Linked DNA regions of Mus musculus: region 2 is linked to region 1. A link is a contact called in ENCODE Hi-C or POLR2A ChIA-PET data. All regions are on one chromosome and are shown on one strand. The core of a region is the stretch at or near the end of the contact, and the rest is flanking DNA. Distances in the headings are between cores, read along the strand shown. Region 1 has its middle 2.8 kb from the start of Gm10433. Region 2 overlaps Ccdc88c (coiled-coil domain containing 88C).

The links. A loop is a pair of places that touch in the nucleus more often than their neighbours do. ChIA-PET counts read pairs that join two places held with the same protein, here RNA polymerase II (POLR2A).
Region 2: a map of regulatory T cell shows a loop between it and region 1 (7-fold over the local background). The contact joins two enhancer-like sites. A Hi-C loop is called at or near these places in 1 of 37 maps with a recorded cell type or tissue (regulatory T cell). POLR2A ChIA-PET finds 5 or more read pairs at or near these places in 1 of 5 experiments (embryonic stem cell).

Annotation. Positions count from the first base shown.
Region 1 is chr12:100,182,792-100,187,541 of GRCm38, forward strand. No RefSeq gene overlaps it. Among named protein-coding and RNA genes, the nearest start is that of Gm10433, 2.8 kb to the right of the region's middle. Within about 2 kb of position 1,558, at least 1 of the 3 ENCODE cell types and tissues checked has a DNase peak (open chromatin) inside an H3K27ac peak, as active enhancers do.
Region 2 is chr12:101,004,541-101,009,295 of GRCm38, forward strand. The region is part of intron 3 of Ccdc88c (coiled-coil domain containing 88C); the gene reads right to left. The region is part of intron 4 of Gm36756 (predicted gene, 36756); the gene reads left to right. Among named protein-coding and RNA genes, the nearest start is that of Mir1190, 15 kb to the right of the region's middle. Within about 2 kb of position 1,675, at least 1 of the 3 ENCODE cell types and tissues checked has a DNase peak (open chromatin) inside an H3K27ac peak, as active enhancers do.

The DNA of each region.
Region 1 (4,750 bases), core at 308-2,807:
AACAAATAAGTCTAGAATTTAAGACTTTAAAAAAAATTGATTTATTATGTATCCAATGCTCTGCCTGTGCACCAGAAGAGGGCGCCAGATCTCACTCCAGATGGTTATGAGCTACCATGTGGTTGCTGGGAATTGAACTCAGGACCTTAACCTCTGAGCCATCTCTCCAGCTCCCAGAACTTAAGACTTTCAAACACTGAGTTTAGTAATACAGCTCTCCCCCACCCCCCTCATCCACATCTCTGAGTTCCCATCAGCAACTCCCAGACCAACTCCTCACAGACATTAGTAAGGCAAGGTCTGTGGCCAGGGGTGAACCTCAGCCAGTCGCTTGTCCTCTCAAGCCTAAAGCCCCTTCCTTGTGACAAGGAGCAAGCTCAGTCCAGTGAGCAGTCAGTGAGACAATGGAAGTAACCGTACAGAAACAGGGCATGGTGGTGCACACCTTTACTCCCAGCATGCACTTGGGAAGCAGAAGCAGGCAGGTCTCTCAGAGTTTGAGGCCATCCTGGTCTATGCGGTGAGTTCCAGAACAGGTAGGGTTATGTAGGGGGCTTTGTCTGTGCAGTTCACTGGGCATGCTCCACAGTAGTACCTTAGAGTTTGTCTGTCATTTCTCAAAATTTTCAAAGGAGCACAGGAGTGCAGGGCTGTCTACTCACACAGGCTCACACTACATACCTTAACAATGCTAGCACAGCCTTGTCTTGTCTGATGGGCCCTTATTACAAACTCCCCTTCCTCCCCTTCCCTGACACTGTTCTTTCCAGCCTCTTCACCTACATTTCCAGTCTTCCCTCCCTGTAGAATGCCTTCCTCGGGGACATCTGTATTGATCCTCGAAGCCACCTCCAGTGCCACGAGGCCGTGATCCAACAGAATGAATCCTCCTTCTAGACACCTGAAGTGGTGACCATTGTCTCCCACCTTGCAAAAAATGTGCCACTTCCGTTTAGTTTTCTTCCAACTAGTAAGAGTCCGTTAAAAACCAAGGTCCAGGCACGTTATGCTTCTCATGCCCTTGGTCTCCAGTCCAGAGCCACACTCCTGATAGGTGTATCACAAATATTCACTGAATGAATGAGTAATTGGCTACCCATAATAGACGTAGAATGTGGGAACAGGAGACGTGAAATAAGTGTTAAGGGAGCCAGTGGGTGGGGTCAGGGGAGTGTTGATGTGAGCTGATCTCACATTTGAATTCATGAGCCTGCCCTGTTTGGGCAGGGCAATGATCCAGGTAGATGTGGTTGATTATCTGGGCTACAGATTAAACCAAGGGCATGAGATAGAACCAGGGATGGGAATGTGCCAAAACGTGACTGTGTGTCCCTTCCAAAGTTATGCTGGAACTTATACCATAAAAAAGGGAAGTGATTAGTCATGAGGGCTGTGCCCTGGTGAGTGGGTTCAACTTCCTTATAAAAGAGGCGTCAGAGCTGCCTGGGCCTTTCATCTCCTCTGCCACATGAAGCAGAGCATCGGTGTCCCTCTGGCCTTTGACCTCACACCCTATGAGGATGAAACAGAAAGGCACTGTATTAGCGGGAGGAGCCTCCGCCAGACTCCAGTCTGATGTTGCCTTGATGATGCACTTCTCAGCCACAGAACCGTGAGAAATAAACGTCTGCCCTTCCTAAAAAAGCACTAAACCCATGACAATCTGCTGTAGACTAAGCAAGATTACAGCAAAACCAGACAGGCGTGTAATACAGAAAGCAGTGGTGGCTTGTTGAACTGAAGGCTGGAGAGGTCAGAAAACAGAAGGGGACAAAAGTGGAGCCAGAACGGCAATGGAGAAGCGGAGAGTGAATTGTCCTTAACCTGGACTCCATGGAGAAAATTCAGAGGCTCCACGAACTAGGACAGAAAATGCGCTTTGCCTTTTACCGAACTCTAAATGCTGCCTGCATGAATTGTGACTCCAGCAGCAAAGCCCACCAGCATGAGAGGTGTAGTAGGCCAATCTATGAAAGCAGGATTCTGAAATGACTACAAGAGTCGGGCATAAAGCCCATACCCATAATCCCAGCCACTCAGAAGAATTCCAAGCCACTAATATAGAAGTATTAGTTCTGTAGGTTTTCTTATACAGAAACTTTCACGCAGCATAAGCTATATAGCAAAGCCTTATCTTAAATAGACTAAAAATAGCAATTTAACAGGAAAAAAAAATTTAAGAACCTTAAAGCCCAAAACTATGTGCAGGGACTGAGAAAGAAAACCAGCAGACAGAAGTTACGTTTGACTCTAGAAATGCATTTATTTCCTCGTGCCCATCAAACTCCAGAAAGGAACCCAAACCACTCTGTCTTTGTTTTCACTCTGTTCATCCTTTCTTTCTTTCTTTTTTTTTTTTTTTAAATAAAGGTTTTATTTATTTTATGTATGTGAGTACACAGTCACTGTCCTCAGACTCACCAGAAGAGGGCATCAGATCCCATTGCTGTGGTTGTGAGCCACCATGTGGTTGTTGAGAATTGAACTCAGGACCTCTGGAAGAGCAGTCAGTGCTCTTAACCACTGAGCCATCTCTCCAGCCCTTCATCCTCCCATCTTAAGGCATTGGATGTTTTCTATTCATCTTAAGGCATTAGAAACAGTTCAAAGGAGATTCGTTGTCTGGTTTACCTAGGACAGAGGGTGGGCTTTATCAGACACAACCAATGGTAAAACTAGGAAAGTTTGACATTGTAATAATTGCCTTATGAGCCCATCATACCAACTCTGTATAAGACTATCCTAAACATACTTACATTAAGAAAAGCAGTGTCAGGGCTAGAGAGATGGCGTGTGGGTTAAGAACACTTGCTTTTAACTGGTCTGCTTCCAGAGGCTCCAGTTTGATTCCCAGCACCTAAACTGCAGCCCATGACTGTCTGAAACTTCAGATCTAGGCGATCTGGAGCCCTCTTCTGGCCTCCAAGGACACCAGGCACACACACGGTGCATAGGCAGACATGCAAACAAAACACTCACACACACACACACAAATAAACCTTAAAAGTATTGTTTAAGGTTTCTTTTAGATATGAGTCAATCTGTGGATGGACAGTCTTCCTCTCTTACGGTCAGAGAGTACAGGTTAAGTACTTAGCAATTGCCTGACCTTGTATCCATGGTTCTACAGTTTGCAGTCTTGACACATTCACAGATCATGCAATCCTCAGAACTGTGTGAGATAAATTTATCACAAAACCACTGAAGGAATCCAGCCCCTGAAGACTTCTCGGCTTTATTTCTCGAAGCAAGTGAAAACTCCTAGCACCGGCTGCCAAACGCTGAAATACTGTCTGTTAGCGATATGAGTGGTTGTTGCTATGTAGAGATTATGCAAAGCTCCAAGTTTCTTTCTTTTGCAACGTCCATGAGCTCAGCGCACTCTGGCATTGTCTTGATAGGCACTCAGTTAAGGTGATGGTTTACATATTCTTAAAAGGTATGCAAGTCAACAGTTGTTCAAAACTAGTTAGATTAAGAATAGCAATAACTTGCAAATCAGAGTGTGTGGCTTGTAGTAAAAAAAAAAAAAAAAGAAAGAAAGAAAAAACTGCTTCTAGATGCATTATCTAATCGGAAAAATCTACACTTAGTGTGTGTACTCTTGTTAGTCAAAGACAAATTGACACACCCATGTAAGTAGATGTTGATCAATCCAGGAATCTTGCAGGGGTACAGGAATGGAGAAAACCTGGATACACAAACCAGGGCAGTCAATTTAAAGAATTCAGGCAACAGAGAGGCCAGGCCCTGTCAGCTTTTATTGGTCTTAACAATTCACTGCCTCCCCTCTCCCAGTAGCCATGGCAACACCCACAACCAAGGCGTTCCAAAATTCACCTTTGGATATCCAGGATCCACCGAATGCGCACCTACGCACCTCAAATAAAACCAAGATATCACCACGCACTGAACTAAAACAACCCTGACCTCTTTTCCGTTTTCCAGAATTCTAATCCAACCAGGGAACTTTTTTTTTTTTTCATTCTTTCACCACAGAAAAGAGGCTAAGTCCTGAAGTACGACTTTTATTGGATAATTACATTCTCTTTTGTAGCGGGAGTGGGCATCAGAGAAGGATGAAAACCGGATGCACACACAAAACATTTGCTTTAAAAAGGCAAATAAGTTGATACAACCAAAATCCAATTCTCGTAGCACGCCTGTGGGGCGAACTGTTTTGCCCCTATCTCTGGAGCAGAGAAATAGTTTCCAGCGCGGCCGTTTGGAGCACAGTTAAAATAAAACAAAACGCATTAGGAGCCCGCGGGATCGTGCACAGCGTGAGCAAAAAATGACGTATTCGGGCGAGCTTTCCAGAAGGACCCTGCAGCTCGAGCAAGATGCCCAAACAGCGAGTCTCCTTTCTGCTGGTAGAGACGGAATCGAATCCTGTCCCGGGTGCCCAGCCCAGGACGCAAACCAAGCAGCTTTATTAGGGCGCTATCAAAACCCCTCCTCAGGCGCTCTCTTTCCCCCGTGACCAATTCTGCCCGGGGCGCCAGCCGGAGCATTTAGCTTTCCCTCTCCATCCACATCCCTGGGACCAGTTCAGAAACAACCCACAGTCAAGAAAAATAAAGGCGTGAACCCAAACAAAACTGCTCTCGCAGAGCCTTTTTCGACTGGTCAAAGCCGTGGAAAAACCTGAGCCCCGGCCTGCGCGCCTTGCCCCTAGTAAAGATGGCGGCCATAGGCGGAGCCGCTCCCTCCGGAAATCCGCCGGTTACCCGGCCAACCAGGACCATTC
Region 2 (4,755 bases), core at 425-2,924, 820 kb after region 1:
GAATTCCAGGCCAGCCCAAGCTCTGTAGTAAGACCCCTTTCCCTTTCTCGCTGAGGCTGCTATACCTTCCTGGGTCTTACTACATAAACAAGGCTAGCTTGGAATTCTCCATCTTCCTGCAGCCCAAGTGCTAGGGTTACAAGCTTATCTTTCCACACTCTGCTCCTACTGCATGGATAGTTCATTCTGTCCTGAGAACGAACTATTCCCTACAGCACATCTCCACCTCTAAGAGAAGTCACCACAGGAATTTTATTTCAGAAGCCAAATGGTGCAGAGAAAAATGAAGGGCAGAGTTCTGAAATCGATGCAGATATTCAGGCCATACAAGATGGTGCAGGCCTTTCTTTAGTCCCAGCACTTGGGAGGCAGATAGACCTCTGTGAGTTCCAGGTCAGCCAGGACATCACAGTGAGACTCTGACTCTCACACACACACACACACACACACACACACACACACACACACACACTCCCTCCCTCCCTCCCTCCCCCCCCCCACCCCTCTCTGGGTATGGCCCAGGGCAAGCCTCTCCACACTCCAGGGCCTCATTTCTCATCAGTGAGAAATGAGGACAATACCCAAGCCATCTGCTTCATAATTTTTAATGGGCTCTTCGATGACTGGCCTTACTCTCTTTGTTTCTCGTATGACAAAGCTATAATTAAAAAGCTAATCCATGTCTGAACCAATGAGGCAGCATGTACAACCACAGGCATGCGTGTGTGCCCGCGCATACACACACACACACACACACACACACACACACACACACAACTTTGAGGTACACACAGCTCAATCATCATACTGTTCTGTGGCCATGCTCTAGAGGCCTCTTTCTAAGGGCCAATCTCTTTTTCTCTGTCTCTGCTGTGTGTGCGTGTTACTCTTCTGTTGCTGTGCTAAGACACCATGTCCAACACAGCTCTCAGAGTGATACGAGTCTATCAAGGTCAGCAGGCAGCAGGCAGCAGGCAGCATGGCAGCAGGCAGCAAGTGTATTGGCTGCAGCAGGCAGCTAGGGGCTCTCATATAGTGAGCCACAAACACGGAGCAGAGAGAGCCAACTAGAAATGGCCTGAGTCTAAGTTTTCAAAGCCTGACCCCAGTGACTTCCTCCAGGAAGGACATGCCTCCTAAACCTTCCCAAACAGCACCATCAACCGGGCACCAGGCACCAAATGTCTATCTAAAACTATGTGTGACATTTATCACTCAAACCTCCACAGTTGTTTTGTTACTAACACATTTCGGACTTTCCCCACAATGCAACTGTTTAAGTGGGAGGGAAACCTCACCCATTCTCTATGGGCCAGCATACTTCCTCTTCATGCCTGGGACTGCCCCAGGGCTCTGCTGTCAGTCTACACCTATCTCAAGAATTGAAGTCAACTATGGCAGCCAGAACTCCATGTCTGCACCGCCTCTGAGCATCCTCAGATCAACAGAAGCAGTGGTGACTGCTATATGCACTAAGGGATAGCATCCTAAGTGTTTTAACTAGACTGACCTACGCATCCTTAGCAAAAGGAATGACAAGGTTGCTGGAGAAAGGATGTGAATGGCGGGGTCTGAACACAGAGTCAAATCTGCAAAGCAACGTCAGCTCCTCTGTGGAACGAGCTGCTGGACGGCATCGACTCCACGCGGCTGGCAGGGATTTCTTGGCTGTGCTGTGTTACTGTCTGTCAGCTCAGGCTCTGAGTCAGGACCTCTTGGCTGGCTGGGGGCATGGCAAGTACTCTACAGAGGGGAGATTGGAGAATCAACCAGCAGGGATGAGTAGGGATCAGGGCAGAGGAGAGTTATCTGGGGCAAAGCAGAGGGTGATGCTCTGAAAATGCCTAACACAGAAAAGACCCAATTAGACCCTGACGCTTCGGAACCACCTCCCTTGGTTGAGGCTTAGAACTGAGCATGGTTACACCAGATGGCATCCAAGCCCGGAGCGTGCTCACCTAAGGCAAGCTCCCAGGGAACTGTCTGTCACCCAGCTTAAAGCAGGTTTGAAGGTGCACAGCTCCAGCTTTAACACCTCCACATGTTCCATCTCCAGTCAGGGTGCAGCTCACCAAGTCCTGCAGACCGGCCCAGCGGATGCCTGAAGCTGTAGCGCCATCCCCCAGGGACTAGCTCAGGTCAGATGGCCTCTGCAGAACCTACTCTGAACTATATAATAAGAGATAACTGAACCCAGAAAGGCACTGAGGGCTACAACCCCCAAAGTTCTTCCTAGAGCCCCACATTTCTAGTCAGATGCACACCGTAGAGTCTGCCTTGATAGAGGCTCCAGGCAACAAAGCCACATTGGCCTTCCTTAGGCTGAATGTCCACAGAAACCAAAGCTAAGCAGCAGCCACCTTAGGGACTTTCCACAGGGACTTATGCGGCTTCAGGAAGAGTCCAGGCTGATGCCTGGAAAGGAAACAAGGCAAGGAAGGAAGGAACCTGAGGGACTGGAGTTGAGATATGAAGTCTAGACTCAGCCGATGCTGTCTCCAGGTCTCTAAGAGGTGGACCAAAGAAAGCCACATGTGGCCCATTGCGGTGTTGTCCTGTGTCCTGTGTGCTAAACAGGAGCGGCTTAGAAGATTCCAGTTACCAAAATCTTCTTAAAGAGAACCATTTAGATGCAAGTCTCAAGCAATGCTGGTATCCTAGATCATGAGAACTGTCTGATCTCTCACTGGGAAATGGCGTTGTTCCCAAGCATCCTTCAGAGAAGCTGGAGGTGAGTACTACCCCACTGGGTCACTGAAGCCCCTTCCCAAGCTTGTGTTTTTAGTTTTTGGGATAGGTCTGCATGTGGTTAATGATGACCTTGAACTCCTGGACCTCCTGCCTCACCTCCCGAAGGCTGGGATTATAGGCGTGTGCTAGCGGCATCTGTCCTGTCTGACTGGAGAGTGCTATAGACTGAAGCCTGCGCTCACTCTATGAAAGCAACCTAACCATAAGCTACACACCTATCACCCCTCCCAGCTCTAACAATAGACTGATAAACAACTACTACAGCCTTAGAAACACTAAGGAACAGGGGTTAATAGCCCAACTGTTTTCAGACAGGAAGTGGGTGAGAAACGGGGTATTCAAGGGAGTTCCACATAACGTAGGCCGTACAGCCAGACTTCTGTCGACCCCGTTACGTGGAGCCGCACAGATAAGCTCTGCTCTTCCACTTTGCATGCATGTGTGTTGCCGGGAATCCAACACTGGCCTTCAAATCCATGAGGTAAGCATTTTATCACTGAGCTACAACCCTATCCCTGGCTGAATTATTAACTCATATATGTGGTCTTAGACAACTCTTACCTATACAGAGAGGGCTGAGCTGGGCCCTGTAGCTCTGGGTTGCTATAGTTCACTCTCTAATGCCCTCACACTGACCCTGGCCTGAGCTCAGGTGTGTCTTAAGCTATGCATATGCCTGGCTAGAGCTCTGGATGGTGGCTGAGCTTAGCCCTCCTGTGTGAAGTGGAGAAGCAGAGCAAGCGAAAGGTGAGAGCAGAGAGGAACTGCGCCTGCTGCTTAGCTCAACAGTTCACAGTAGGAGCCCAAACCGATAAACAAACAAGAAAGGCGGCACATGGCAGGCTGTCAGCTTATGCGGAACACTAAAAATGACTAAAAAAGGATGGAAACCCTCAAACACATGCCGCTTCCACCAAATAAAGACAGATCTGTTCCAACAGTGGGCCATGACTCAGAAGCACACTGGGGGAGCAAGCTGTGAGCCCTTCCCTCGGGATCCATCAAAAGGAGTTCCCCGGATATTAATAGCCCTCAGCTGTCCCCTGGAAGCCAGAGATTGCCTTCCCAGGGAGGGGCCACAGCCACAGCCAGACAGAACCACTCAAAGGTGCTGAGGCAGCAGGAGGATGAGTGGCAGGTATGCCTGGGCCTTCTCTCATTACGACGGAAGCCATAGAAAACAGAAGGCCAAAACCAAAGCACACACACGGTCCTGGTTCCTCTCAGCCTGAGAAGTGACTTTCATCCTGACCCCACAGAAGTACGAGGTGGGGCCAGATAAAGCCAAGGCTCCCAAGTCACACACCTGCACTGGGATCACACTAGTTCCAGTTAAAGAAGGCCGGGCAGAGGCCCCTAGGCTAGCTAGCTAATGGCCAGGAGAACCCGGTTGAGGGGAGAACGTGACAAAACCCACCCTCCTTCCATTCTCTCAAGACAAAAGGGAACAGACTTAGCTCCAGACCCCTGCTCCACCTTCCTCAGGGCCTCCAAGCCCCACCCTCCTCCAGGGGATGCCACTCCTTTTTGTCTAGAAGCAAGTCCAAGATCAGATCCAAGGCCTCAGTGGGGAGGGATACTTCAGCCTCTGCCAGGTTAATTCCAGTTCAGTGCAAACGTGAATTTCTAAAAAGATCTCTACTGAGTCAGCAAAATGGCTCAATGGTTAGGTAAAGGCCCTTGTCTGGCAACTTCAGTTTCCAGCAGGAACTCACGTAATCTAAGGTGGAGAGAACAGATGCCACAAAGTTGTCCTCTGATCTCCACAGGCATGCATGGCGTGAGCACCCATATACACACTCGTGCACGCACTAATAGTAATAATAATAATACTGAAATTGAATTTAACAAAAATTTTTCTACTACAACCCATCAGCCACAGGGACATCTCAGCTGCTAGGACTTAAGATTGTCTCAATGCAGAGAAAGTCCTAAACTGACGAGAAAAAAAGGAAGGAAGGAAAGGAGGGATAGGGATGTTGGCTGAGCAGCCTAAGCAGTTTA